Linked DNA regions of Homo sapiens: all the other regions are linked to region 3. A link is a contact called in ENCODE Hi-C or POLR2A ChIA-PET data. All regions are on one chromosome and are shown on one strand. Each heading gives the region's core, a stretch centred on a gene start or an enhancer-like site at or near the end of the contact. The rest is flanking DNA. Distances are from core to core; before and after follow the strand shown. Region 1 has its middle 6.9 kb from the start of LINC01686. Region 2 holds the start of RGS16 (regulator of G protein signaling 16). Region 3 holds the start of STX6 (syntaxin 6). Region 4 holds the start of NPL (N-acetylneuraminate pyruvate lyase).

The links. A loop is a pair of places that touch in the nucleus more often than their neighbours do. ChIA-PET counts read pairs that join two places held with the same protein, here RNA polymerase II (POLR2A). Pooled maps may share reads with other maps.
Region 1: a map with no recorded cell type shows a loop between it and region 3 (12-fold over the local background). The contact joins the enhancer-like site here to the promoter of STX6 in region 3. A Hi-C loop is called at or near these places in 3 of 37 single-sample maps with no recorded cell type and 8 of 50 pooled maps. POLR2A ChIA-PET finds 5 or more read pairs at or near these places in 1 of 52 experiments (WTC11).
Region 2: a loop to region 3 is called in a pooled map, with 3 times the contacts of the local background. The contact joins the promoter of RGS16 here to the promoter of STX6 in region 3. A Hi-C loop is called at or near these places in 2 of 37 single-sample maps with no recorded cell type and 8 of 50 pooled maps. POLR2A ChIA-PET finds 5 or more read pairs at or near these places in 1 of 52 experiments (WTC11).
Region 4: a pooled map shows a loop between it and region 3 (7-fold over the local background). The contact joins the promoter of NPL here to the promoter of STX6 in region 3. A Hi-C loop is called at or near these places in 5 of 50 pooled maps.

The regions. Positions count from the first base shown.
Region 1 is chr1:182,618,399-182,625,701 of GRCh38, forward strand. No RefSeq gene overlaps it. Among named protein-coding and RNA genes, the nearest start is that of LINC01686, 6.9 kb to the left of the region's middle. RefSeq lists an enhancer at 4,420-4,479. Within about 2 kb of position 4,970, at least 4 of the 41 ENCODE cell types and tissues checked have a DNase peak (open chromatin) inside an H3K27ac peak, as active enhancers do.
Region 2 is chr1:182,599,794-182,606,934 of GRCh38, forward strand. It overlaps RGS16 (regulator of G protein signaling 16), which reads right to left and starts at 4,596. Exons shown (of 5, transcript NM_002928.4): 1 at 4,423-4,596; 2 at 3,436-3,546; 3 at 2,627-2,691; 4 at 2,173-2,339; 5 at 1-720. The coding sequence starts at 4,466. The coding sequence ends at 499. RefSeq lists enhancers at 1,691-1,740, 4,161-4,220, 4,311-4,360, 4,831-4,910 and a silencer at 2,051-2,110.
Region 3 is chr1:181,018,102-181,024,701 of GRCh38, forward strand. It overlaps STX6 (syntaxin 6), which reads right to left and starts at 4,769. Exons shown (of 8, transcript NM_005819.6): 1 at 4,538-4,769. The coding sequence starts at 4,572. RefSeq lists an enhancer at 4,509-5,292 and silencers at 4,701-4,830, 4,951-5,050.
Region 4 is chr1:182,784,700-182,791,711 of GRCh38, forward strand. NPL (N-acetylneuraminate pyruvate lyase) reads left to right here and starts at 5,074. Exons shown (of 13, transcript NM_030769.3): 1 at 5,074-5,106. RefSeq lists an enhancer at 4,727-5,227.

The DNA of each region.
Region 1 (7,303 bases), core at 3,720-6,219, 1.6 Mb after region 3:
AGAGGCAGTGGGGCCCTGCCTAGAGACCCGTGGGCAGGGATTGGGAAGAAAGTGAGCTTGATTCCCCCATCTTTCCCGTGATGGCTAGAGTTAAGAACCCAGTTCACGTGTGCATGCCTATGTATATCACATGTGTGATTCCTAAACTAAAAGATTGAAATTCTCTCCAGAGATGTCAACAGTTTCAGCTGCATTTATTTAGCTTTCCCATTGTAGAGTTGGTGATTCCCAGATGATATATGACTACAGAGATGCAAGTAGAAGCATTCTTCAGCCTCCTCCAATGAGAGATACAACCTAGACCCAGAATGGAGAGGCTGAGGGCAGCCAGGGAGCCTAAGAAGCCTATTCAGAATTCCTGCATTTGGAGCCTAGGAATTTATTTAATGTCATTGTTATTTTATACACTTGGCATTTGTTTATATGCAAATAGTGCATACCAGTTATGAATCTCAGTCCACAAACTATTTTTTCTATTTCCTATAGCTTAACTTGATTTCTCAGAGTTTTCCTTGTGCAGACTGTTAGGCAACAAAACAAACAAATAAGAAATCAGACCTTCCCAAGGTACCTCTCCATGAGTGATACCAAGATTATGAGGCTTTATACAATGCCAAGGTACCAAATAGTGGGTGTGAGTGATCCTCTGGTGTTTGGTCTTGTGTCCACTCAGGTTTCTGCTGAGATAGCCAATCCCTGTCTACATGTTGCTTGAGTCTGATGACTCTCTGCTGCTCGGTTATTTCTCTTGGTCTGTGTGAACCTCTTGCAGTGCTGTCTATGGACCCCTTGCCCTCTCAGCCAATCCTCTCTAGCTTCTCGCTGAGTCCGCAGGGATGCCCTGGAAAACAGACCCAGGCCACTTCTGCTTTAATAATCCAGAAGCTATTTATTCCTTCATGTCCCAGCCCCAGGAGAATCTCTTTCCAGTGGAGAGATCAAACCACTCCAGAGAAGAGACCAGATGCTGACATTTGGGCTTCCCTATGGAAAAAAACAGTGAGTTGCTGTAAAAGTCCTGTTCATACACACAGAGCTCTCAGTCACACTCTTATTGCCTTGGTTTTAAATATGAGTGAACAATCAAGGATCACCAGACCTTAGAGCAAAGCCCTCAACTTGAAAGAAAGAGACTAAAGTAAACAATAAAAGGGAACCCAAGAGAAACAGAAACAATTCAGGAAACAGAATAGAAAGGAAACAAATTAAAACAAACCAAAACCCATCATTCATAGCTTCAGGGAAATAAGAGAAAATATTGCAACTATAAAACAAGAACAGAATTTTGTTTTCTAAGAAACAGAGAAAAATTATAACCTCTTGGGAATTAAAAATGTGATACCAAAAAAATCAACAGAAGTGTTCAAAAACAATGTTGAGGAAATCTTTCAGAAAGTCAGAAAAAAAGGGACATTGGAAATAATAAATTAGAAAATTAAAGGATAAAGCTGGGCACGGTGGCTCACGCCTGTAATCCCAGCACTTTGGGAGGCCGAGGTGGGTGGATCACTTGAGGTCGGGAGTTCGAGACCAGCCTGACCAACATGGAGAAACCCCATTTCTACTAAAAAATATAAAATTAGCCAGGCACAGTGGCGCATGCCTCTAATCCCAGCTACTCGGGAGGCTGAGGCAGGAGTATCTCTTGAACCTGGGAGGTGGAGGTTGCGGTGAGCCGAGATCACGCCATTGCACTCCAGCCTGGGTAACGAGTGAAACTCCATCTCAAAAAAAAAAAAAAAAAAGAAAGAAAGAAAATTAAAGGATAAAGCCAAGACGTTTCATTTATAACTAATACGAATGCCAGAAAAAACAGTGGGGAGGAAATTATCAAAGAAATCCTATAAGCAAACCATCCCCAAAGTGTCAGTCTCCACACTGACCGGGCTACCACGCGCTCAGCTCATATTGAATACAAAAACCCAGACATCATTATAAATTCAGAACCCTAGGATACAAAGGTGGTCCTAAGAACCTAGAGACCGGGGGATTGAGGGGGATTGGGGAACAGACCACAAACAATACACAGGAATTGAAATAACATCAGTCTTCTCAATAATAACATTGAACACTTCCAAGGTTCTAAGTGAAAATAATAATAATTATATTTTAAATAATATAATAAATTTTTTTTGAGATGGAGTCTTGATCTGTCACCCAAGCTGGAGTGCAGTGGCACGATCTCAGCTCACTGCAACCCTTGCCTCTCAGGTTCAAGTGGTTCTCCTGCCTCAGCCTCCTGAGTAGCTGGGATTACAGGTGAATGCCACCACGCCTGGTGAAAATTATTTTCAACCTGGAATTCTATGTCACCCACCTCAAGAGTGAGCAGAGAATGAAGATTTTCAGTCAGAAAAGTCTCAAAAACATTATCTCCCATGTACCCTCAGAAAGCTACACTAGAAAATATGTAAGTCCATAAAACAGGAAAGGATGGAGTGGAAGACAGAACTCGAGAGATAAGAGGAAAGTAGAAGGAGTTCTCAGGAAGTAGGCAAAGGAAGGAAGGGTAGGACAACAGTGGGCCATGAGAGCAGCCAACCCTGAATAAGACATCAAAGAGCTCCAGGAAAGATGTCTCAGAGGCAAAAAAAAAAAAAAAAAAAAAAAAAAAAAATCTGATAGACTTGACAATGTGGAAATGTTATTGAGCCATGTTTCACAGAGCTGTGGGAGCACATGGGAGGGCTTAGTCAGGTGCTGATAGAAAACTAAACAAATAAAAATTAGAGGCAATTACTAACTCCAGGAAAAAAGAAAAACAATATGCAAGAATGTACAGGTAAATAAGATATATTACTTGGCTTAATAGCAAACAATATTTATACAATCACAATAACAAAAGCTTTGTTAACCAGAAATTGGGGGACTAGGGAGCTAGCAGAAAAGAGGAAAATGTACATGATTTTAATATCTTCATTACCATAATAGGAAGTCTATAACTAATGTCTGAAATTAATGACTCAAGAGACAGCCACATACTCTGTGAGTTAGAAATATAGGGGAAGTACCAGATGAATACCTTAACATTGAAAATGGTTTTCACTGGAGAAAGGGAGGTGGAGCAGAGGGGAGATGAATAAGAGATAGTTAATTTTATTATTTTCTTCTACATATACAACTTAAAACCAGTTGCCCAGCAATACTTTTATTTAAAATAAGACTATATTAAATAAATTTTAAAAACAAACACTACTGGTCATGTATGTAAAACAGACACATAAACAAATCGGTGAAGGAAAAAGTTCCAGGTGCTACCTGTGCACAGATAAGGTATGGGCATGAAAGAGAGAGTAGCCAGTTCCATCTTGGAAGAGCCAAGTACCTCCTGACTCCTACTTTCCCTTCTTATCCAGAAACACCGCTGCCTGTGTGCATCTACAGATTTGGCTCTCTTGAGAAAACCTGAGGATTAAGCTAGAAACTCACCAAACACAGATGGAGAGGTGGTGAAGTCTACTGGCCAGGAACTAAGAGCAGAGTGCCAGACCACCTGGGTTTGAATCCTGGCTATGACACTGACTAACTGTGATTTTGGACAAGTTACATACCCTCCTCGCCCTCCTCACATGTTCCTACCTCATAGGGTTATTTCAAGGATTATGTGTTAATGTGTCAAGGGCCCAGAACAATTCTTGGTACATGTAAACATCATGTTCTCTCAGCAGACATGAGATGAACCTGCTGAGTGCAGGCACTGGATAAGCACTGGAGGGCACAAACAACCCTAAGCATGCCCCTGTCCTCCAGGAGATTAAGGAGGGGTGGGGAGTGGTGCAAAAGATACAACTGTAAATAGCATATTATCAGCAATATCGCCTAGGTGGCTAGATGTAGAATGAGGGGGACCAGTTTCCTAGAGAGGTGGCTGTTAAAATTTGCTCCATGAGAGGGTCTGGGAGACACCTTTTGGATTTTGGCCCCAGTACCCCTCTGTAGAAAGTTTCCCTTCCCTTCTTGTGTCCATGTGGTTGCAGCAGAAATGCTGTGCTCTGATAATGTGATCTTGCCTCCTTGACCAGATTGAGCACATTCAAATTAACCTGGGCCAATCCGTCTCTTACCTGGGAATTTTGGACCCCAGGATGAAGGATAGATTGGTTTCCCTCTCAGTGTCTTTTTTTTTTTTTTTTTTTTTTTTTTTTTTTTTTTTTGAGACAGAGTCTGGCTCTTGTCCCCCAGGCTGGAGTGCAATGGTGCGATCTCGGCTCACTGCAACCTCCACCTCCTGGGTTCAAGCGATTCTCCTGCCTCAGCCTCCCAAGTAGCTGGGACTACAGGCGTCCGCCACCATGCCCGGCTAATTTTTTTGTATTTTTAGTAGAGACGGGGTTTCATCATGTTGACCAGGCTGGTCTCGAACTCCTGACCTCGTGATCCGCCCGCCTCGGCCTCCCAAAGTGCTGGGATTACAGGCGTGAGCCACCACACCTGGCCATATCTTTGTGTTAAGACTGATGATGTAAATGTGGGAACTATTGACCATTTTTTGCCATGTGAACTGGTAAACAGAGAACAGTCAGCAAGAAAAGAGAAAGGTAGTACGCAGAGAGAAACTGAAAAGAGGAGGAAAGTCAGGGCTTCTGCATTCCTTAGGGTTCTGCTCACTGTTTCTGCTCACAGATTCCATGGGGTGTTCCAGTATTCTCACCAAAACTCCCTTTTATTCATGCTGGTTTGAGTTGAATTTCTGTTGCAAACCAAAATTTCTCTAATAATAGAAGGGGACTCCCCCACTTCTCCTTCCTGTATAGGCAGCAGAAAAAGAAATCTGACTATATTCCCTGGTCTGGCAAGATGTTCGATAAGTCTAAACCTGGAAAAAAACCCCAAAGAGTCCCTAGGGTTGCATCAAAATATAACCTGGCTCTGGGCCCAGGACAGAGCAGCTCTGGCTTCCTAGCGAAGGGTTAGGACTGTGGGAAGGAATGAAAGGAAGGACCGGAAAGGCTGAGGTCCTGGACTGGAGGGGGAGGTGAGAGCATCTGCAGCTGAGGCGCATTCAAGCTTGAAGTGCAGGGGATGTGGTGGGAGGTCAGGAGAGTGGTATGGGGAGAGGACCAGTAGCCATGGCAACAGGAGGGTCTTCCTTTGCCACTGAGGCAAAGGTGAACTCGGGGGGAGGTAGCCAAGCAAGGTATAGGGAGAGGCCAAGTAAGTGGTGGTCTTTGCCATCCATTGATTGTGTCCTTTCCTGCCCATTGTATGCTGGGCAGCAACATTTTAGGCATGGGAATGAAAGACTCGATTTTTCAGGGACGCGGCTATAGAGGTGAGTCATGGAACTATGGGGTATTCCCATTGTGCTCCCTTAGGTACAGGTGGCTGAGGAGTCCTCGGTCAGCAGGTGAAAGCATCATTCAAAGCTACAATTGAGGCAAATACCAGTGATTACAGCTGATTGAGGAACCTAAGAAGACTTCATGGAGGAAGTGGACCTTGAAGGATGGATAGGATTTAAACATTTAAAGGCCAAGCTTTACAGGATACTGTAGCTAGATATTATTCCTTTTTGTAGCTCTACCTCTCACAGCTCTAACACAGCAGATGCTCAAAAATGTTTGCTTAACTGAATTGGATTCCAGGTATAGGAAACAGTATAAGTAAAGTCAAGGGATGAGAAAGGGAGTGGGGTGTTATGTGTTGAGGCCTCAAGGAGAAATCCTGTTTGTTGGTTATAGCAGGCACAAAAGGAATCAGTCAACAGAAGATATGCTGAAAAAGAAAGCTGAGGCCAGAGCTGAAACTTGGAGATGGCTGATGAGTCCTCCAGCTCCCTGAGGACAGGGAGAGGCCAGGACATTTATCCTGGCCTGCCTAGTGATGGGCTCAGGGCCTATTGCAGGATAGGTGCACAAAAACTATTTAAATGAATGAAAGAATATAAAAAGTCACCCATTAGCAAAAAGTTCACCACTGTGTTCCTTCAAATCCAATGTCCTGTAGTCCATTTAATTTAGGACTCGGTGCACATAAATTAGTTTGCACAAAATTTTTAGAATGAAAACCATGGATGTAATAACTGCTTTAGAACATGAATCTGGGTCTGAATCCCACTTAACCTTTCAGGGCAACACTTCTTTTTGATTCCTATGTTTTCATGAGAAGGGGTTGCCCTAAAGTTATAATTGTGACTTCTCTCCCCAACTTTCCCCCTAAATCTAGTAAGCCCTACCCATAGAAGTAGCAACTCATTGCTTGGTGAGTTTAGAAAAAGGAACCAGACATACTCACTTCTCTTCAGGAGTGGCCTGTCCCCAGGAGACCCACAATTCCTACTCTATGGTAAGTTTAGTGGAGCCTGAGAGGAAGTCTGCAGTTTGAGAATTAAGTTCAATTCAGGAGAATCTGTTAGCACACCCATTTGGCAGCATGTGGCTCTTAGCCAAGCCCTCAAAACCAGCTTTTTCTGTAATAAAGCTGACGTTTTCATCATCAGGTATCTGACTCCTGTGTCAAAGGGTTCTGAACTCAGGAAGTGAGTGAAAAGCAGAGGTGTTAGTTACTGGCTCCCTCAAACCCCAGCTATTACTGGCTTGAGAATTTCCTTACCAGGAAAATGGATATGATGATAATATCCGTCATGTAGAGTTTAGTGAAGATTGAAAAAGATAATATGTTTGATGTTCGGTAAATGTTTGTTCTCTTTACTTCCCTGTTTGAAACCCTCTCTTTTAAGCATTTTCCCCATGAAGGCAGGGGGATATTGTACCCCTCTGCATATATCCCCTCTATATGTCTAGCATGTATTTGGATGTTCTGTAAATGTTAAAAAGGTGGAAATGATTATTGCAGGGAGGCCCAGCAAGTGAGTCATTTATGCCCATATTTTTTAAAATAGCTTTAGTGAGGGATAATCAACATACAGTTAACATGGTTGAAGTGGACAACTTGACAAGTTTTGACATAGGCAAACACCTAGTGAAATCATCACAATCAAAAGAGTGGGCGCATCCACTATCCCGAAAGTCTCTCATGCCTCTGTGTAATCCCTGCTCCCCTCCTCCCCACCCTCCTAGCCCCAGGCAACCACTGATCTGCTTTCTGTCACTATGGATTAGTTTGCATTTTTTAGAGTTGTATATAAATGGAATCATATAGTATATTCTCTCTCTTCTTTTTTGTCTGTCTGCCCATATTTTTGAAGAGCAATAAGCACTCATCATTGAATGCTGAAATACTGATCTTGGAGCCCAGAGTCCAGGACTGTTGTTCTGGTTAGACAGCAACATGTTGTTTGACCTTAGACAAGTCATATAACCTTTGTGTGCCTCAATTCCCCTTATCTGCACTATGGTAGGGA
Region 2 (7,141 bases), core at 3,346-5,845, 1.6 Mb after region 3:
GGAAGACTCCACATCCAGGGTCCCTTCCGTGCCCAGAACAGTCTGGGAATTAGGAAAACAGGATGCAATCAGAGTCAACTGAGCAACAGGCAAAACAGCTGATCTGGATGTCTTTCCTCCTCTCATTTTCATGGTTCCCTTTATCCACATGTTTCCTAAACCACACTAGAACACTTCCTTCTCCGGTGAGAACGAGAGCCAGTGCTAACCCCCATACCACCTTTTTGCCCCACAGAGAGCCCCACCAACCCTCATCATTAGCCCTTATTCACAGGTCCTGGAAGTGGGCGGCTCCTCTCCAGCATGAGTCCCACAGTATCTGAAGGAGAGACTGCTGCTTCCCAAACAGGCTGCTGGAGCGCATTTTTTTTTTTTTTTTTTTTTTTTTTGTCCTCTTGCACTTGCTTTGCAGAACCTGCCTCCCACACAGGGGCAGCCACCTCGGGGATGGGTGACTCAACCTCTCTTCCCGGCTGGCTTCCTCACTGCCGTGGAGACTCAGGTGTGTGAGGGCTCGTCCAGGCTGCAGCTGGACAGAGTGGCAGAGGCGGCTGAGGCTTGGGCAGCCAGGTCCCGGTAAGCAGGCGACTTCAGGAAGCGTGGGTAGGAGTCCTTCTCCATCAGGGTACGTGTCTTCCCCTGAGCCGCATCAAAGCATGTGGCTGTGGCAGTCTGCAGGTTCATCCTCGTCAGCTCGTGGGTCTCATGGTCAATGTTGACCTGCGGGAAGGAGGACACACACAGGGTGAGTTGGGGAAGAGGGTGGGCATGGCTGAGGGAGGGCCAACGGCAGGCTGGGCATTGGAAAGAGCATCGGATGCTGCATCAGGAAGTGGGGGCTCCTGAGTTGATCACTAGCTTTTCAGCTCTGGGCTTGTACCCACATCTGATCCAGTGTCTGTCCTCCAATCTCTCAGAATTAACATGAGGATCTATCAAGAATGTATACAAACGCAATCCCCTTTCACCCTTTCTTCTACAGCAACCCTGCTTCAAGTCACTATCAGCTCTCCTGGGATTTGCACCAAGGCCTCCTACCTGGTCTCTCTGCTACCTTACCCCCCACCCCTGTGGTTTGTTCTCTACCCAGTCGCTACAGTGAGCCTTTAAAAACCCAACTCAGTTTGGTAGCTCCTCTGTTGTCTCCTCATGTCTTTCAGAAGAAGAGCCAAAGGGCTTGCTGGGCCCACGAGGCTCCCCAAGCCCACACCTGGCCATCCTCCTCATGCCTGACCTCATCTCCTGCTCTTGCCCTGCTCTACACAGGTCCATTTGCTCATCCGTGACTGTGACAGGCAGGCTCTGGCCATTGCATTTGCTGCTTCCTGTGTTGGAATGTTCTTCCCTCCCTGAATTCTTTCTTATCTCTGTTCATATGTCCTCACTTCCCTTTACAGAATGGAAAACCTTACGTCTTCCCAGGCCCTACCTCTGGTACTCCCTGTCTCTCATTTCCTGCTGTATTTTTATGAGTGCATAGCTCATCACCTGGCATATATTTGTCTAGTTGGTTATTGGCATCTTCCCCCATTCAAATTATAAGTTTCATTAGGTAAGGGACTTTGTGTGGCTCACTGTGACATACACAGTGACTGTAACAGTGTCTTGAATATAATTGGGGCTCAATACACCTTTACAGAATTATGTGGAATCAATCAGCGGTCAGAAAACAAAAATAAGGTACAAAAGTAAGGCATTACTCTTATCTTTCCACCAGGTGGCGCTGTGTTCTTTAGCAAATGCAGCTGCCATGCGTTTAGCGGCCAGGAGAGAAGGTAGACAAAAAAATCACAGACCACAGACCAGCAGGCCTCAGGCAGGTCAGCCTGGGGACTGAGCCAGGTTACATAAGGTCCCTGTGCTGACCTTGTCTCCCCAGTTGCTAAGTGTTTTGAGCCTCTAAAAACGGATGGGTTTATAAAGGTGGGTATGGACAGAAGCCGAAAAACCTGCCAACACATCCTGCCCCATCATGAGTCTTAGGGTTAAGCACCCAGGAGTGGCACTGGGCCTGGCTTTCCTAGTCTCTGGTCACAGAAGCCCAGTCACCCCTGTGCCAAGTAAGGCCCTTCTACCTCTACACCTAGCCCTTCCTCCCCTCTAGCCCTGATTCTCAGAGGGGAAGGAGCAGGCAGGGTCGTGAGGATTCACTGGGCATATGGGGGCTCTAACCTCTTTAGGGGCCTCACTGCAAATGAACTCCTCAAAGATCTGGTGTGCCCTGGAGGCCAGCTTGGTAGCTGATCGGATCTTCTTGAACTCCTCACAGGCCAGCCAGAACTCCAGGTTCTCCTCACTGAACTCTGTCTTCAGGAAAGCGTGGAAGGCAGCCACTCCATCTGGGGTTGCGGGAAAGAAGAGGAAATAGGTCAGCTGGAGGGACAGCAGGGAATACAAGAAGAAAGGAAAGCAATTGCAATTAATGGCTCTATTTTTAGAACATAATTTTCTTGAACAATGACCTGCCTTTATATGTTGAATAGAGGCTGGCACACTAGGGGATCATTATTATTATTATTACTACTACTATTATTCTGCCCAGGCTCTCAGCAGTCCTGGGGCTGGCTCCAAAGCACATGAGTACACATGTGCCACCCAGAGACAGACACAAAAGGCTCCTACTCACTTTTACTGCTCAGCAGCAGGTCGAACGACTCTCTCCACCCCAGCACATCTTCTGAGAAGTTTCTACTAAAAGACAAAAAGAAAAAAAAAGAGTAAGAAAAAAAATCAACAAACCAAAGCATAGTACAAATTCTAGCCAGAACTCTGATGGAAAACTGCATAAAATTCACAGAAAGGCTTGCTTGGTGATTGCTGAAGCTGACACCTCAAACTCTTAGTTGGACTTAGGGTAAGCAGTAGTGCTTTCTAGAGCACAATTCAGCAACCAGAAATCAAAGCCAGGGACTCTTTAGTCCTCAGTCAATATCTCTAAGCCTGTCTCGTCTCTGTCCAAAAATTATTTCAATTCCCCTGACTCTCAAAGATTTGTTTTGTACACCTTCCCAAGGAAATAAGGTCCTCATAAATAGAGATTACATCTACACATAACTCCAGAGTTTGGTACAGTTGATAGCCAATATGAAAGAGTTTCTAGGCAAGGTGCATACTAGAAAACTTCAAGTGGTCTTGGATTCTGTCCTAGCCCTGGATGCACGTGCAATGAATCCCGAGGTGGGAGAGTCTGGGAACTAGGCATTCATGCCCTGTGTGCCCTCATCCGTGGATGGACTTGGAGCCCTGGAGCCACCTACCCACTCACCCATGAGCCAAGTAGTCATAACAGACCAGCAACAAGTCCCACTAAAATCTCTAGGGAGGTGTTGCCAAGGTCCACTTAGCGTGTCCTGGCTTCTCCCTGTATTTCCCTCCTCATGACTCCCTTCCCACTCCCTTCCCTCTCGGAGCCCTGAGCTGGTCAGCAACACTTACTTCTCTTTGCTGTGTTTACTGCCCCACTCGAACTTGCCAGTACTCCCAGTATCGCAGCCCAGCTCTGATTTGTGAAGAAAGATCCCCAGACGTGTCTTGAACTCTTTGGCTCTGAAAAACAAATCAGGAACATGAAAGCATTCTCTCATTTGCTCAGCCAGTGTGGAGAGGTTTATGGGTCCCAGAAGAGCTCTGGGTGGTGCCACCCAAACTTTAGCCTCAAGAGTTCCTGGAAACTCTTGGCTGTCCCCAGGCCAAGAGTGCTTCTCTTATCAGCATCATCAACCCCAAAGCAACAAAAGCAATGTTTGAGCTATGCTGTGGTAGGTCTTACACTTTCTGGGTAATACACACGCTGCATATATGGGCTTTTCCCTAAAGTCACACTGATCTCTCTTCGTGCCTGTTGATTCAGAAAAGAACTCAGCATTCTTTTCAGAAGTATTTCTGAACTGTGTGGGAAACTGATTCCTGCCTTCATCTTTACTTTTTCCTTCCCAGCCAGTAAGGATTGGAAGCTGTTGAGTAGCTCTCTGGAATATGGACACACCCTCAACAGTGGGAGCCCCCACCCCCACACACCCCACCAAAAAAAAAAAAATCTCCCTGTCTTCCAGGGGCAGAGGAGGCAATGCCCCTAGCTCTGGTCTGAGGAATGAAAAACAAATGCTTAAGAAATGGGCAGGCTCAGTGCTGCCTGGAAATGTCAACGTGGCCTTCCCGCAGCCGGGTCTTCAGCAGGTCACCTGAGCACGACTGCAGTTTGTCAGAGGATGGGGATGGCAGCAAGCCGCGGGCCCTTGCTTCCCTTCCCCTTGCTTTCTCCCTGCTCCTGGAATCTGAGCACGTGGCATCAAGTGCGCTTCTACCTCTCTACTCAAGCCTCTAGCGCCCCATCCCCGCGCCCACCCAGGTCCCCAGGCCTGCCGCTCCACTCCCTAAGAGTTGGTGGGACTTCCCCCAAGCAGTTGGACAACCTCCCCTTACCTCTCCAGGCAGGTGGTGGGGAAGGCGGCCAGGGTGCGGCACATGGCTGCGGGCGCAGGGCAGCACGTAGTAGGCAGGATGGTGGCAGGCTCCAGGAGGCTCCGCGTGCGCCAGGAAGCAAAGGCGCGGTAGCAGGTGCTAGTCAACTGCGGTTGGGTTTAGCAGCCTGCAAGCGCCCAGACTGAGCGGCCGCTGCTTTAAATCCCCTCGGAGGAGCGGGGCGGGGCTGGGCACTGCTGACCAATCGGAGGGTGGGGCTGGGCGCTGAGAAGGCGGAGGCGGGGCCCGCAGCCAGACTGGGCCGGGTGCAACTTTCGCGGCAGCTGGAGCACGCGGAGCTGCACCCTCCGCCCAGAGGACGCCGCGTGTGGAAGGAAAAGCGGCAAGAGAATTGGCACGGGGATGAGACGTGCACACCCAGTTTCCTAGGGAAAAGTACCTGCCGACCTCTAGTAACAGCAGGAAAGTCACGCAGCGGTGTCGTGTTGAGAGAGTTTGCACGGGGGTGGTGGGTCTGGGAGGCACACAGGGCTTTCTTTGATCGCAGGCAAGTCTGAGCCTGCTGGGTCCTGAGGACAGGCGCACAGGGTGCAAACCTGGGCAAAACAGCATCTGATTATACTGATAAGTACCCTTTACGAGGCTCTTACCATGATGGACACGGGGCTAAGTAAGCTCTTCATCATCATCTCCATTTTATAGATGAAGAAATCGAGAATCAGAAAGCTAAATAAACTTGTCCAAGATCACAGTTGGAGATGACAGAAAAGTGGAATAGGGATGAGTAGTTTATTGAACACCTACTATGTGCTAGGCACATAAGTAAGACTTGCTCAAAGTCTTAGTTATTAAATAACTTGCTCAAAGATGTGCAGCTAGTAAGTGTTGGCTCCAAAATTCAAATGTGAATTTGCCATTCTTTTTCCATTGCACACACACACACACACACACACACACACACCACACACACACACAAAGGTTAGTACCCGGTCACGGCTATACCTGTGGACGATCCTGGGTTTAAGCAGTTAATACCTTATTGTCTCCATCTCTGACATAAAGGTAATAAATGCCCTTCCTCTCACCTCATCTTCCCATAAAGGCATTGGGATTGCTATTAAGAGGCTGTATGTGAGGTTAAAAGTACAGGGTCTAGAGTTAGATTTTCAGGTTTCAAGTCATGGCTCTGCCAGGTGACCTGCTGAAGACCCAGCTGCAGGAAGGCCACGTTCACTGTTAACTGGCTACTGATGGGAGACGAGGCAAACTGCTTAACCTTTCTATGCCTCCATTTCCTTGTCTCTACGAAGAGAACAACTTATTTCATAAGGTGGTTGTGAGAACTAAATAAATTAATTCTTAGTTTGAGTTCCTAGGAACTAGACTCGGGTAGACACTTGCATGCAGGAGGTTTACTGGGGAGAGTTATCAGAATTAAGAGGGAGTAAAGAAAGCAGGTCTGGGCAGAGGGAGGAGTTGAAGGCCATGCCATTTCAACAGAGACCCCAGCTGGTTCCAAGGAATGCCCGGAAGCTCAGCTGGCCCTTTGGAACTGTCCACTGAAGCAAGAGGACAAGGCCCTGGTAACCCCATAAAGACCATTCATTGCATACAGCTGCCCAAGAAGACAGCCTAATCTTAAGGCAGTGCCCTTTGTCAAGAGCAATTCCTGGAGAGAGACTAACACCCTGGGAAATGATGATCACAGTCCCCAAGACGGGATCTGGGTGGCACCGCACAGCATCCGTGACAACATATAAGGTGCTTATATGACAGTGCTCAACATGTAGTCAGCAGTCAATAAATGTTATAATAGCTTTCAGTTTTACTTAATAGGGATACTGGGATTGCTAGCAATAAGGAAAATTAGTGAGTCTTTTGTGCCTCTTGGAATACAGTATAGGCAGTGTATACTGAGGCACTCTTAGTTAAGTACACCTGAGGCACTCTTAGTTAAGTGTACTGGAACAGGAAATAGCTGGAAATTGGATCCTATCTCCCAATTCCTGAGCTAGTACTTTCTCCTGCTCTGATAAAGAAAGCAAAATAAACGGTGCCAGGAGCAGTGGCTCACGCCTGTAATCCCAGAACTTTGGGAGGCTGAGGCGGGCAGATCACCTGAGGTCAGGAGTTCGAGACCAGCCTGGCCAACATGGCGAAACCCAGTCGCTACTAAAAATACAAAAACATACCCAGGCATGGTGGTGGGTGCCTGTAATCCCAGCTACTTGGGAGGCTGAGGCAGGAGAATCTCTTGAACCCAGGAGGTAGAGGTTGCAGTAAGCCGAGATCGCGCCATTGCAAAAAAAACAAAGGCATTGATGCACAGTGCACAGACCAGCAAATCTGAGAGCACAAAGCTCCCTACTCTAGATGAACGGCCCTCTCCAAGTTCAACCTGCCTCTTTGTTGCCATGGTTACCTCTTCAGTTTCCAGGCAGAAACTTTTTGAAGTTCACAATTTATCCCAAATTATCTTCCCAGCAGGTCGGTTCATATCTGCAGTTTCGGTAATGCAGGATGACTCGACAGTTGCTGTAAATCCAGCAAGTTGAGCTCACTTATGAATTGCACTGGCTTGGACAAAACCTGACCTCATTTTTGCCCAGCACTCCCAGAGCAGATGTGATCTCTTTAATGGATGGCAGCATGGGGGCACGGCTCTGCACCCTGGGTCATCTGGGGTCAGCAGTCTGGGCAAAGCCGTAGTCAAGATTAA
Region 3 (6,600 bases), core at 3,519-6,018:
AGGCCAGGCGCGGTGGCTCATGCCTATAATCCCAACACTTTGGGAAGCCAAGGTGTGTGGATCACCTGAGGTCAAAGTTCAAGACCAGCCTGGCTAACAGGGTGAAATGCCATCTCTACTAAAAATACAAAATTAGCCAGGCATAGTGGCGCACATTGGTAGTCCCAGCTACTTGGGAGGGTGTGGCAGGAGAATCGCTTGAACCCAAGAGGTAGAGGTTGCAGTGAGCTGAGATCACGCCATCGCCATTGCACTCCAGCCTGGGCGACAGAGTAAGACTCTGTCCCAAAAAAAAAAAAAAAAAAAAAAAAAAGAAAAGAAAAAGTGATAAAACCATATATAACGTATAATCCCAATTTTTAAAATGACCATATTATATATATAATATATATTTGTAATAAATATATAAATCCTGGCCCTTCTACGTACAAGCTTATAAAGTTGAAGTTTTTTACTAAGTTTCATTTTCCTTTTTGTGAAATGATGACAATAATAATACCTACTTCATAAGGATAAAAGAGCAATCCCTGTTGTGGGATTCTGTTCCGAACAGGACATTGACAATGTCAAAACCTCCCAAAAGGAGCTTCAAACTTCCAAGCACTAACCACTGCATGTATAAGTTACAACAGCTTTCTAACTGGTCTCCTTTTTCATCTTTCCTCACACTGATGCATCCAACACTACCACCAAATCAATATTCCTAAAATCCTAATTTCATGTCATTTCCTTGCTTTAAAAATCTGTAATGGCCTCAAGATGAGATTCTCCTTAGGCCAACATAACTTGACCCTATTTTACCTGCACTGGGAAGTATTGACAGTAGTGTGAAATCAGGTTGTTCTAATTTGAAGCCTGAGTACACCACTTATTAGCTGTGTGACCCTAGGCAAGTAAGTTAACCCCTCTAACACTTCCTCAGCTTCTCATCTCTAAAATGTGGCTAGTATTCATCATATGGGTGTTTTTACAGAGTGAAAATTCATATAAAGTGCTTACTTAGCACTTTACATGTATGCCTGGCACTGGAGATGCATCCTTTAAATGTGAGCTGTTACTACTTCCCTAAACTGTCTACTCCACCTGGGCTGCTCTTCCAGATCATTTCTAACACACATTGCCCAACTTAGGCCTTTGGCTGGTGGTGTTCTCACCCATGAGGCACCATTCCATCACAATCACCACCATCAACAAAGAGTATGTGTTCAACATTTACACTATATATTCAAGGTGTAGGCTGGAAATACAGAGGAAAAAAAAAAAAAAAACAGTCCCAAACCTCAGAGCTCATAGTCTAATAATGAAAGAGAGACAGAGGAAGAGGTCCAATAATTAGGGGTGACAAAGGAAGCACTTCCTGGAGGCAAGGGAGATGCTTACACTGACTCCAGAAAGCTGCGTGGGTGAATCAGGCAGTGTGGGTGCATGTAGAGTAAGAGCATCCAGTACAGCAATCACAGTCACTGTATTGAGTCTGGCACTGCTGGAGTACTAAGGCTAAGGGAGAGCAGAGGCTAGATCAGTGAGGTCAGGAAGTGTTGGCACTTTATTCTGCAGGCCAGCAGCAGCCACTGAATAATATTAAGTAGGGTACACCTGTCTAGGACTCTAGAAAAGCTTACACTGTGCTGTCCAACACGGAAGCCACATACAACTACTGACTGGAAATGTGGCTAGTGTGACAGAAATTAAATTTTAATTAATGTAAACTTGGTAACTGATAGCAATTCAGTTATCAAAAACCTTTTATGTATGTTTGGAACAATTAAAGAGTATGTAGGCCGGGCGCGGTGGCTCACGCCTGTAATCACAGCACTTTGGGAGGCCGAGACAGGTGGATCACAAGGTCAGGAGATCGAGACCATCCTGGCTAACATGGTGAAACCCCGTCTCTACTAAAAAATACAAAAAATTAGCCGGGCGTGGTGGCGGGTGCCCTGCCCATAGTCCTAAAAATACAAAAATTAGCCAGGTGAGGTGGTACACACCTATAGTCCCAGCTACTCAGGAGGCTGAGGTGCAAGAATCGCTTGAACCTGGGAGGCAGAGGTTGCAGTGAGCCGTGATTGCACCACTGCACTCCAGTCTGGGCAACAGAACAAGACTCTGTCTCAAAAAAAAAAAATGTATTTAATGAACTTTAAATACAGATCAATTATTTCTGATGAAAATTTAATGTCCAAATTTAAATGTGCAGTAAGTGTAAAATATGTATCAGATTTAGAAGACTTAGTACAAAAGTAAAATATCTCATCAATAATCTTTAATCACATGTTGAATATTTTGAATGTATTAGAGATTACATTAGAATTAATTTCACCTGTTCCTTTATATTTTACTGCGGCTACTAGAAAATGTAAAATGACATACATGGCTGGCATTATACTTCTATTGGACAGCAATGATCCAATAGATCCCAGGACAGCTGAAAGAGGAAATGAGACCAGAAGCAGGAAGAACAATTAAAAAGACTCTGATAAGCATCCAGGTAAGAGAGACAGGCCTGATTATCTAAATTCTGCCCATCTTCAAAACCTAATTCAAGATACACTACTGCCTCCAAAAGCTCTCCTAATCCTAACAATTCCCAAGGAGTTACCTTTCTCTGAACTCCTGAGGCACTTATCTGTAGCATTCACTTCAACACTCATTCATTTGCCACCTGTCATTTCTATTTAATTTTGGGGTAATTTGTTTCTCAGATTAGACCAGAAGCTCCTAGGCTAAGGGCCATAATTTAGGCACCTTTAATTTTTGCATGCTGTGTAATGCATTTTTGATACTTTTAATAAACACAGGTACATGACTCCCCAAAAATCTGGATACACCTTCATGGGTGACTTTACCTTTCCACAGCAGAAGGAACTGAGAATCTCTTTTCCTTCAAGAACCTTAAAGATAGGAGCTAAAATGATGTAAAAATCAATCAAAACTCCCTCCAAGCCAATGTTCCGATAAAGTAGTGATATTTAATCAGTGAGCAAGCATTAGTAGACTGTATAGGATACCATCAAGAAAAAAAAATGCCAAGACAGAAGAATTTAGGCTTTTGACAAATTCCATAAAAAGTCAAACAAAAAATTTCTGATCATCTCTGATCTCTACCGCCAGAGATAACCTTTGCCAACCTAAGCATTAAGAACTTTCAATCAAGGAAAAAACATCTATTTTAAAAATTAACCCCTAAATCAATCCTTCTAATAAATATCACATTTTCTAGGTAGGGATACACATATTACCAGTAAATTTACAACTCAGCATTTTCCCATCTAAATTAGAGTAAGGTGAAGAAAAAAAACTTTCCAGGGAAATATTAAGAAGTAGTATAAATGTATTTTACTGCATAATCGATAAAGTATTTCACCTAAAATACCATTTAAATTTTCTACAACACTTGACTATACAACGGCCAGCTTGCACCACTACAGAAATAGGAAGCTAGCAGCAACTAGTAAAAAGCAAGGGACATTCTGTGGTGATCAGTACTGACCTGGGAACTTTGCAGTTTTCAGATTTTTCATGTTTGACATTTAAAACAGAAAACTGACAAGTTTCTAATAAGAAACTAAAAGTTACATCAGAATTGATCTTCTTGCATGTGTTTAATGGCTACGAAGTGGATATTACAAAGTGCAGTTGAAGACTCTATCTCCAAAGAAACAATCGAGCAATCAAAGATGAGCTAGGATAGCTTGTAAGGGAACAGAAGGCAGTCCTTTCTATTCTGAAAGGCAGAAGAAATAGGAGAAACCTGTCAAACAACCTGGATGAAATCAAGGAGTTAACAAGCAACACTCATTTCCTTTAGCACTGTGAGAAAATTCCGGTTGCTAATAGAAAGCTGAGGAAAGTTTGGTTTGGCTTGTTTCATTTTGTTTTCCTTCCAAATCATCACTGAGTATGAACGACTGCTTTCCTCTCCTCACATTACTCAGTAAAAACTCCCCCATTGAATTGTCTTCCGGTGCCCTGCTCCCCAGCCTCCCAGAACGGCCCCCGCCCCCGCCTCCCTCCCAGCAAACGTGCTCAGACGCCTCTGGGCTTGTTGTGGTCTCGCCAGTCTGCGGACAAGCGCTCCAAACTCAATGGACAATGGAGCTCACCCCCGTCAACGCGAACTACAAAGCTCAGGAGGGCCATTTCCCTTTTCCTGCCCAGATGCTGTTTTCGCTCCTTCGAAGCAAGATCCCATGCTCGACTAGACGGCCAGTGTGCGCCAGGACCCGCGTGTCTCCTTCCCCACCTGCAGAGCTGCTGAGCCCCTCGGCCCCCAAATAAATTGTACCGCAGCACACAGGCCAAAAAGGGCCCCCCACCACCAGGGGCTTGGCTGGGGACAGTGGCTTCACGGTCCAGGTAGGGATGGAGGGAACGTCTCTTGACGCTTGGTCATGGCCCTCAAGACTAAGCCGTCTCCACTGTTCCCCCTCCCCAGCTCCAACTTGCCTCCCCTCCCCCCACTGCGAGAAGACCTAGGAGGTGCGGGCAGGCAGCACCGCCACCTCTTCCTCCGGTGGAGCGCTCGGCCGACACTCACCCTTTCACCACAAAGAAGGGGTCCTCCATGGACATGGCGTCCCGGCCCCGGCCGCCTTCACCTCCTCCGCGCACAGGGCGCCCGTGCCTCCCGGTCTCCCTCCGCCCACCCCGCCTGTTCCCGCAGCTGCCCGCGCCTTAGTCTGGGTGAAGCCGAGCAGCGGGCACGCGCACAGGCCAGGTGCACAGGACGGCCGCTGGTCCAGCACTCGCTCAGCACCACTGGCCGAATCCCGGACTCGGGCGCCGGCCCCCTCGGCAGCCTCCAGTCCCGGCTCCTCCCGAAGCGTCGGAGGGCCTGACCCCACCCCCGGGACCCTCGGCCGCGGCCAATCACGAACGCCGCCTGAAACACGACTTCCGCACCCCGCTCACGTGACCAGGGCATATATCTCTCTCTCTCTCTCTCTCTCCTCTCTCTCCTCTCTCTCCTCTCTCTCCTCTCTCTCCTCTCTCTCCTCTCTCTCCTCTCTCTCTCTCTCTCTCTCTCTCTCTCTCTCTCTCTCTCCCCCCCCCCCCAGTGGGCGGGGCTTACGCCTGCGTCCCTCGGCCCTGGAGGCGGAGCCCTCGGGGCGGTGGAGGTGGGCGGGCTTCTACAGCCCTCTCCTCAAGCTTGAGGGTGAGGAGTGGCTTGTTCCCTCAGAACTAGGCAGTCGGCTTTTCAGGATAAGCTGTAGTTGTACCTGATTTGCAAAATCCTCTTACCTTTCCTCTACTTTTAATACTTAATTTTGACAGTATGTAATTTATAAATCTATCTGGTCCTCGACTTAAAATGAAGCATAGTATCTGATTATAATGTTACACAGATCCTTTAAGTAGGTCTTGCTTTGTGTTGGACAGTGTGCTAAAGGTTGTGTATGCATCATCTCAGTATCCTTTGGGGGAAAGTATTATTCCCCCCTCCCCCTTTTTGGGGGGCAGGGTCTCTCTCTGTCACCCTGGCTGGAGTGTAGTGGCACAATCACAGCTCACTGCACCCTTGACCTCCTGGGCTCAAGCGATCCTCCGGCCTCAGCCTCCCGAGTAGCTGGGACTACAGGTGAGCGCCACCACGCCCGGCTAATTTTTAAATTTTTTATAGAGATGGGGCTCTCAGTATATTTCCTAGGCTGGCCTTGAACACCTGAGCTCACATGATCCTCCTGCCTCTGCCTCCCAAAGTGGTGGGATTATGGGCGTGAGCCACCACACCATCCATTTTTCTCATTTTGTAGATAAGAAAATAAGTTCAGAGAGGCTTGAAGACTTCCTGTAGTCACACAGCCTGGACAGGGCAGAACTGCAGATTCTGTGCACTTTCCACCAGATGGGGTGTACTTTCTGTTGCTGTACATTCTGCAAATAACCATGTAAAGTAATTTTTCATACAGCATATGGTGCTTCCCAGGAGAGCACACCTTCGAGGAATAAAGAAGGGGCCAGGTATGACAACTTCCTCTCACTGTGGTTCAAGAGCTATTCGAGAAAACATTTTGCCCAGAACCATTAACCAACTCATATGCTAGATATGCTATGAAATTTGTGGATGGGGATTGTGGACTTTGATTGCTGAAAATCATTGAGCACTTACTGTGTGTGTGTGTCAGGCAGGATGTTAAGTGTTATCTCAGTTGCTCTTACAATGTGATAATTACTGCTATCATGCCCATTTTATAAATGAGAAATCTGAGACTCGGAGGTTAAGTGACTTGCCCAAGGTCACCAGTCTGGAGCTGGCACAGTCCTTGGAGCAACACAAACCCCGTTTAAACCTTGGCTCTATCATTCAGTTCCTCATCTATAAAACATAAATAATAATAGCTAGTTCATGGGTTGTTGTGATGGTTAAATAAAAATGTGTGTAAACCTCAAGATCCCAAAGGACTAAGTTACTGAAGTCAGGAAAACCAGTAAGGACGCTGCTAAAGTCATGTGGCCTGAAGGGATGAGGTCCAGACCAGGATGACAGCGATTGAGAACAGAGAAGGAGTGAATCTGACAGATGTTTCAAAAGGAAAACAAGACTAAACACCTAGACATGATGAGGGGCTGAATGGGTTTCAGGAGGGGAGAGAAGAGAGG
Region 4 (7,012 bases), core at 3,824-6,323, 1.8 Mb after region 3:
GATGTCCCCAGAAATTTTCAGTCTAGAAAGAGTCATAAAGGAGCAATTTCTGCTGATAGACTGTCACCTAGCGGTGGGTTTTTACCTTATTCATAATATAAGTGGCTGCTGAGCTTTGGAATGTTTTTAGAAAACATGCTCATTACTCCTTAAGATCTCCGGGGAACCTTTTACAATACTGTCACAAGCAGAATGTAACTCACTTTTGTGCTTCCCAAAGGTCTAATGTCCTTGTCGGCAATAGCTAAAACAGGTTGCACATCCTTCAAAAGGAAGTTTTGCCTCTGTAATTATTTGAATATTGTCAAAGAAGCCCTGTAGGCAAAATTAAGATTCGTAACTTTCTCTTCTGTTTACAACTCATAGCACCCTCAGTGTTCTCCTTGCTAATGGTCAAACTAGGCCCATATTTTCTAAAGTTTTCTCCATTTTTAGGTGGTGACAAAAGAGTGTATGTAACCCACTGGTCACATTGGCCTAGAGATACGATTCAGGACAAGGAAGTCACAAACTCAGCAACAAGACAATGTTCCCTAGATTTAATCTATGCCAGGAATCCATCCTGCTTGGTCACAAAGAGGCATTACAGTCCTCTTTGTCCAGTCCTTACTCTCTGTGTGATACCAGCCCTCTTGGCCAGGAGGGTTCCTACTGTTGCCTTAACCCTAGTCAACAGGGAGGCACCCTGCTCCCATCAGTGATAAAGTCTATGTTCAGGCGACAGAGCCAGCACATAGCTCTCTGTTATCAACATCCATTCTGCATGCCATACTATTTCAACCATTTATGCAGTATTGGCACTATATGTGTCACATGAAACAGAACAGATAGACCACATCCACACCAAGAAGTTGTGATCAGAAGGGAAAGCACTGGGTGTTATGAGGAGAGGTTGTCACCTACATTGGGAAGATCTGAGTGAGGTCCCTTTTAGGAAGGTTGCATCTGAGTAGAAGTCAGCCAGATGAAAAGCATCCTTGTCACAATGGAAAAGATAAATAAAATGTGGTATAGCCATACAATGGACATAAAAAGGAATGAAATACTAACTCAATCCACAATATGAATAAATCTTGAAAATGTTATGTATGCTAAATGAAAGAAGCCAGACACAAAAGACCACATAGCATGGCTGGGTGAAGTGGCTCATGCCTGTAATCCCACACTTTGGGAGGTCAAGGCAGGCAATCTCTTGGGCTCAGGGGTCTGAGACCAGCCTGGGTAACATAGTGAGACCTTGTATCTACAAAAAATAAATAGAAAATTAGCCAGATGCAGCACACGATTATAGTCCCAGCTACTTAGGAGGTTGAGGTGGGAGGATAGCTTGAGCCTGGGAGGTCAAAGGTACAGTGAGCTGTGGTCATGTCACTGCACTCTAGCCTAGGTAACAGAGTGAGAGCCCGTCTCAAAACACACACACACACACACACACACACCATATAATTCCATTTATATGAAATGTCCAGAATGGGCAAATCTATAGAAATAGATTAGTGGCGGCCAGGCACAGTGGCTCACGCCTGTAATCCTAACACTTTGGGAGGCTGAGGTGGGCGGATCACCTGAGGTTGGGAGTTTGAGACCAGCCTGACCAACATGGAGATACCCCGCCTCTACTAAAAATACAAAATTAGCCTGGCATGGTGGCGCATGCCTGTAATCCCAGCTACTCCAGAGGCTGAGGCAGGAGAATCACCTGGGAGCCAGAGGTTGTGGTGAGCCAAGATTGCATCATTGCACTCCAGCCTGGGCAACCAAAAAAAAAAGTAAGAAGAAAGAAAGAAATAGATTGGTGGCTGCTTATGGCTGGGGGTGGGGAGGGGGAAATAGAAAAATGAGTGACTACTAATGGCTAGGGTTTTATTGGAGGGAGTGATGAAAATGTTCTAAAATGGTGACACAAGTTGCACAATTCTGTGAATAGACTAAACTACTGAACTATTATACACTTAAATGAATTGTATCATAGTGAAATATATGTCAATAAAGTCGTTACTTAAAAATCTGGAGTCACAGATCTTAGGTTTAAGAATGCCAAATATGGAAGTATATCTCTTGTGTTCAACTCATTTTTTTCCTTCTAGCTCTTTCTCCTTAAGAACCCAGTAAGCATTCACTAAAGGGCTAAGCCAAAAGACAGCTGAGCATGGCCGCACTATGCTGCCCCCTCCTGGGATCCCAAAGGATCTTCTGAACCCAAGCTTATGCACAGGACTTTTCCCTTCTCAAGAGATGTCCCTCTCCTAGTTAGCACTCACGCTCAGAAGATAAACCCTAAAGGACAAGGGTTTTTGTCTCAGGGCCAGCAATCAGTTCAACTTCTATTCGTGGCCTGTTCCCTTCTCTGAAGACCTCTGGACTCTGATGAAAAAATAAACCCTACCTTTTCCATCAGCCCCATTGACACACCCATACAAGCCAGAATTTCCAGAAGTGACTCTCATACCCGGTTACGCATTCTTCACAGTGAATGGAACAGACTCTTGTCCACCTGTGGACAGACCTTTTACTGGAACACAATGGGTAACAACACTTCAAGATCCAACTTAGGTCTCCTTCCTTCATAAGTGTTCCGCAATTTAGCAGTGTTTCAGTTGTTGAAAACCCATTTTCTCTTTTCAGGTTAGTATAGCCTTACCAGAAGATAAGGGGAAACTTTCTGGGGGACCACCCCTCACCCACAGTCAGTTCAGGAGCCTGTGATGGGGGCATCACCTCCAGCTCCAAGGATAGAACATATGACTGTTCTGACCAAGTTCATTGCACCATATCTCCCAAGCTCTTTCCCCTGCACCAGTGGGTTTCAAATTTGAATTGTAGCAAACAAAATCTGATACAAAACCCTGACATACATTTGTTTTAAACAAAGAAGAGTTGATGGTAGTAATATTTCTAAATCTCACCCTCTTGGCCTGCACTTGGATAGACACTATGTCCTGCACTGTGGGAAAAACAAAGGAATAGGACATGATGCCTGCCTTGAACACCTTGCAGTGGAGTTGGGGGCAAGAAACAAAAGCAAGAAAATTAATGATTAAATAATACTACATAATAATAGAAGAAATCTCACAGAGACTGCCGCTTATCAGAAGGGGGTTAGAGGCCTGCAGTTCAGCACTGAGCCTTTTGTTGCCTCTCTTCTTCTAAGCCCTACTCATTGTCTGATATTTAGCTTGGCTGTGACCTTCCCCAGTAAGACGTTTCTGGAACACCCTCCTGCCTCTTCACACACACACACACACACACACACACACACACCACCCCCTTCAGCCCAGATTAGAGCTCAGTGTTCCTGTAATATCTCTGTACAGTCTATCACTGCATTTACCATATTTTAAAACAACGTCTCCCCAACACTTCACAGTATAGGCTCTGAGTTTCATAACGGCACAGAGTGGATACTGTAAGAATGCAGTGAGACTCTCCCTACTCCATGCTCCTTTCTTCCATCTTTTGTTCCACAGATGTCAGCCCTACATCAGTCTGCAGGCTGCTCCTGTCTGCTCCAAATCCCTCCCCCAGTAAGTTTCTTGCACATCTAATCCCATCTTAGCATCTGCTTCTTGGTAGACACTAACAAATTATTATAAGGAATTACTTTGCACTACCATATTTATACAAAAAGTAGTTAGTTCATGCATTTAGAATATTGGTTTGTTGGTTGACAATGTTAAGCCTAATGACCTATACCTTTTGGGTACTGACATACTTAATTTTGCACTTATTAAACTGTGACTTTCCAAAAAAAAAAAAAACTTTCATTGTACCATTAGGATATAATATTCTTGTTAATATTACAAAAACCAAACCAAAACAAAAACCATGCTGCAGCCTTAGGAGAACTTGCTTCATGTAACTAAGGGTTTTTCTTTTTCTTTTCTTTTTGTATTTTTTTTTCCTGTAGGATAACATAGTGTTAAAAGCACAAGCTTCTGGACTACTTGAAATCAAACCACAGCTTAACCAGCTCTATGGCTTTTGGCAAATTACTTCAACTCTTTAAACCTGTTTCTGATCTGTAAAATGGAATGATCCTTGCTCATCTGTAATATATACATTTATAAAACAGGACCCACCAATGGGATTATTTTATGAATTAAATGTTAAAACAGCTAGAACGGTGCAGGCTGAGTAAGCACTGAACACAGTACTTATTAGCTATTATCTCTGGTGCTCTGTGCAACGAAAGAACTATTAGAATACATTTAAAAGCACTTTGCAAACTAGAAAGCCCTTTGAACAATTTAGTTTCTCTAAATGTAATAATAAGCATCAGCCATCGCCTTTTATGGAAAATTGAGGTGGAATCACATCAGCAAGAGAAAACTGAGGACTTGTCTCTGGCTCTGTTCCTGATTTATTCACACAGTACATGATCCTAGAATAAGACTCCTGATACTCCTGAAAGTAGAGGCGGTTGGGTTAAAAATAATTTTCCCTTTCAAAACTCTTTCAAATGTTCTCCAAAAGAAGCCAGGAAAGCTCCCGTATGAGTAGATAATTCACTTTAAAATTCGCTCATCTCTCTTTAACACGAGAGTCTGCAGGGCTGGTGCAGCGGCGTCAACCCGAAGAGACCTGAACGCCGATGGGCAGTTGGGATTCTCCGTACGCCTCGGAAACAGCAGCCCAAACCTCACAACGCAGAACCACGAGATAGTGGGGATTGCAGAGCCCTGCGCAAGAGAAGGAAAATTAAGACGCAGCGGAGCCCAGGAGGTGCCCGCACGCGGGAAGGACTGGCGTGCAGACGAGGCAGGGGGAGGTTTGCACTCGGCGTGGCGCGGGTGAGCCGCGTGCTCTCGGGCACCCGGCCGCCAGTTCGGATGCTTCCGATCCTCGGGGAGCCGGGGCGCTGCGCCGGAGTCACTTCAGCCCATGTTGTTCAGGTGACACCCGGGGAAGAGCAGACTCCAGTGTGCAAAACGTTTCGGGGTTTCCGGGCCAGCGGTTCCGGGCGCGCCTCGCGGGCGGCGGCGCAGAACTACAACCCCCAGGCTCCCTGGCGTGGCGGCACGTGGGCCCGAGCCGGGCGGCCGCGGATATAAAGCGCGGCGGCGGCTGCCGGGCGGAGCGGCTGCACGGACAAGAGCGGAGGCCTGGGTGAGCGCGGCCCGCGACGGCACGGGCTAGGACAGACGGACGCAGACGGCCCGACGACCTGGGCGTTCGGGCGGAGGGGCGCTGGGGCCTGACTCGCGGGTGGGTGAGACGTTGACGGACCCGGAGGAAAGAGGGAAGGCAGATACGCTGGGAAACGGATCTGGGGAAGGTGTGAATGCGAAAAGTGTAGGGACAGACGGGGGCAGAAGAACTTACTCCCCCGGATTGTTTGCAGACAGCATATCTGCCGGGTCTCCAAAGGTCCTTTCCTCAAAATAGAGTTAGCAATTGAGCAGAAGAGAGCTTAAAGTTAAACCTGATACATCCCCCCTTCACTTGAGGAGAAATTGGTGGTTTTCTGCTTTTTTAAAAATCCCTATTTGTATCTCCTCTTCTCCGAGTACCTGTCCCTCAAGATATTCTCTGCCCAGAGGTACATTCTGCCCTCACTTTCTGTCTCTTAAAAAAACAACTTTGCCATTTAAAAAAGAATTTGACTTAGGCAGCTTTAATTCTTTGCACTGAGTGTTCTTATCTGTGGATGGAGGTATAAGATTTCAAGAGTAATACCCCCTCCCAATGTTTCAGTAATAATCTAAATTCACATTAAGCCTTAGGCTGGAGAACATTTGAGCTATTCGCTTTAGCTACGAGCTCTGAAAACTTCAAAGCATAACATTCCCAAGTTTATCTAAAACTTGAATCTTAAAAATAATGATAATTATCTGTTATGCTTCAAAGCATAACATTCCCAAGTTTATTAAAAACTTGAATCTTAAAAATACTGATCATTCTCTGTTAAAGTCTTTTGTTGTTGTTGTTGTTGTTGTTGTTGTTGTTGTTGTTGTTGTTTTTGAGACGGAGTCTCGCTCTTGTCGCCCAGGCCGGACTGCAGTGGCGCTATCTCGGCTCACTGCAAGCTCCACCTCCCAGGTTCACGCCATTCTCCTGCCTCAGCCTCCCGAGTAGCTGGGACTACAGGCTCCCGCCACCACGCCCGGCTAATTTTGTATTTTTAGTAGAGACGGGGTTTGGCCATGTTGGCCAGGCTGGTCTCGAACTCCTGACCTCAGGTGATCCGCCCACCTCGGCCTCCCAAAGTGCTGGGATTACAGGCTTGAGCCACCGCGCCCGGCCAAAGTCGTTTTTATCCCATTTCTTCCTGTAGGCGTTTCAAAGTTTGCAAAGGCAGCAAACTTTTACGTAGTGTAGTTATCTGTGCAAAGAAATTTTCCAAGCTGCCATTGCCCCCAGATGGCAGACAGTCTAGGAGAGGAGCCAAAACCACCCTGCTTAATAACTCTGATGTAAGGTTTTTAATGAAAAGCCACTGTTTGGGGGAATTCTGAGGTTTAAGAAATTATTTTCGGCTGGGGTATCAGGAAATCCCCTGGTTTTTAAAATGAGAGGTTTTTTGGTTTTTGTTTGTTTTTGTTTTTAAGCTATACCTGCTGGAATGGATAAAGTGAGCTTTAAAAGTTGATCAGACCGAAGAGATTGAAGTGAGAGAACCACAGGAACAAAGGCAAGCAGACAGACAGTGAAAGGTAGATAGGAGGAACAGCAAACAGTTTGTTCAGCTGGGCAAGTATAGTGCAGGCACGAAGATTTCAATAGAGACCCAGACCCCAGGGAGCTGGTTCTTTAGCCTACTGGCATTTTCTAAACAGGACAAAGACAAGACCAGAAATGCTGGTGTTACTGGAAGATTAATCTGACAGCTGGTGTGGATTGAAGAAGAGAAGAGGGATTAGGACAGTGATTCCTAACCCCTATCCTACACTCCCAACGGCCCCTTGTTTTGAATTTTTGAACTAATCAAACTACATTTGTGGTAATTAGTTTTATTTCTTTCCATTAAAGACATATAAAACTGCCAATTTGAGCTTCTGATGATTCTAAGAAC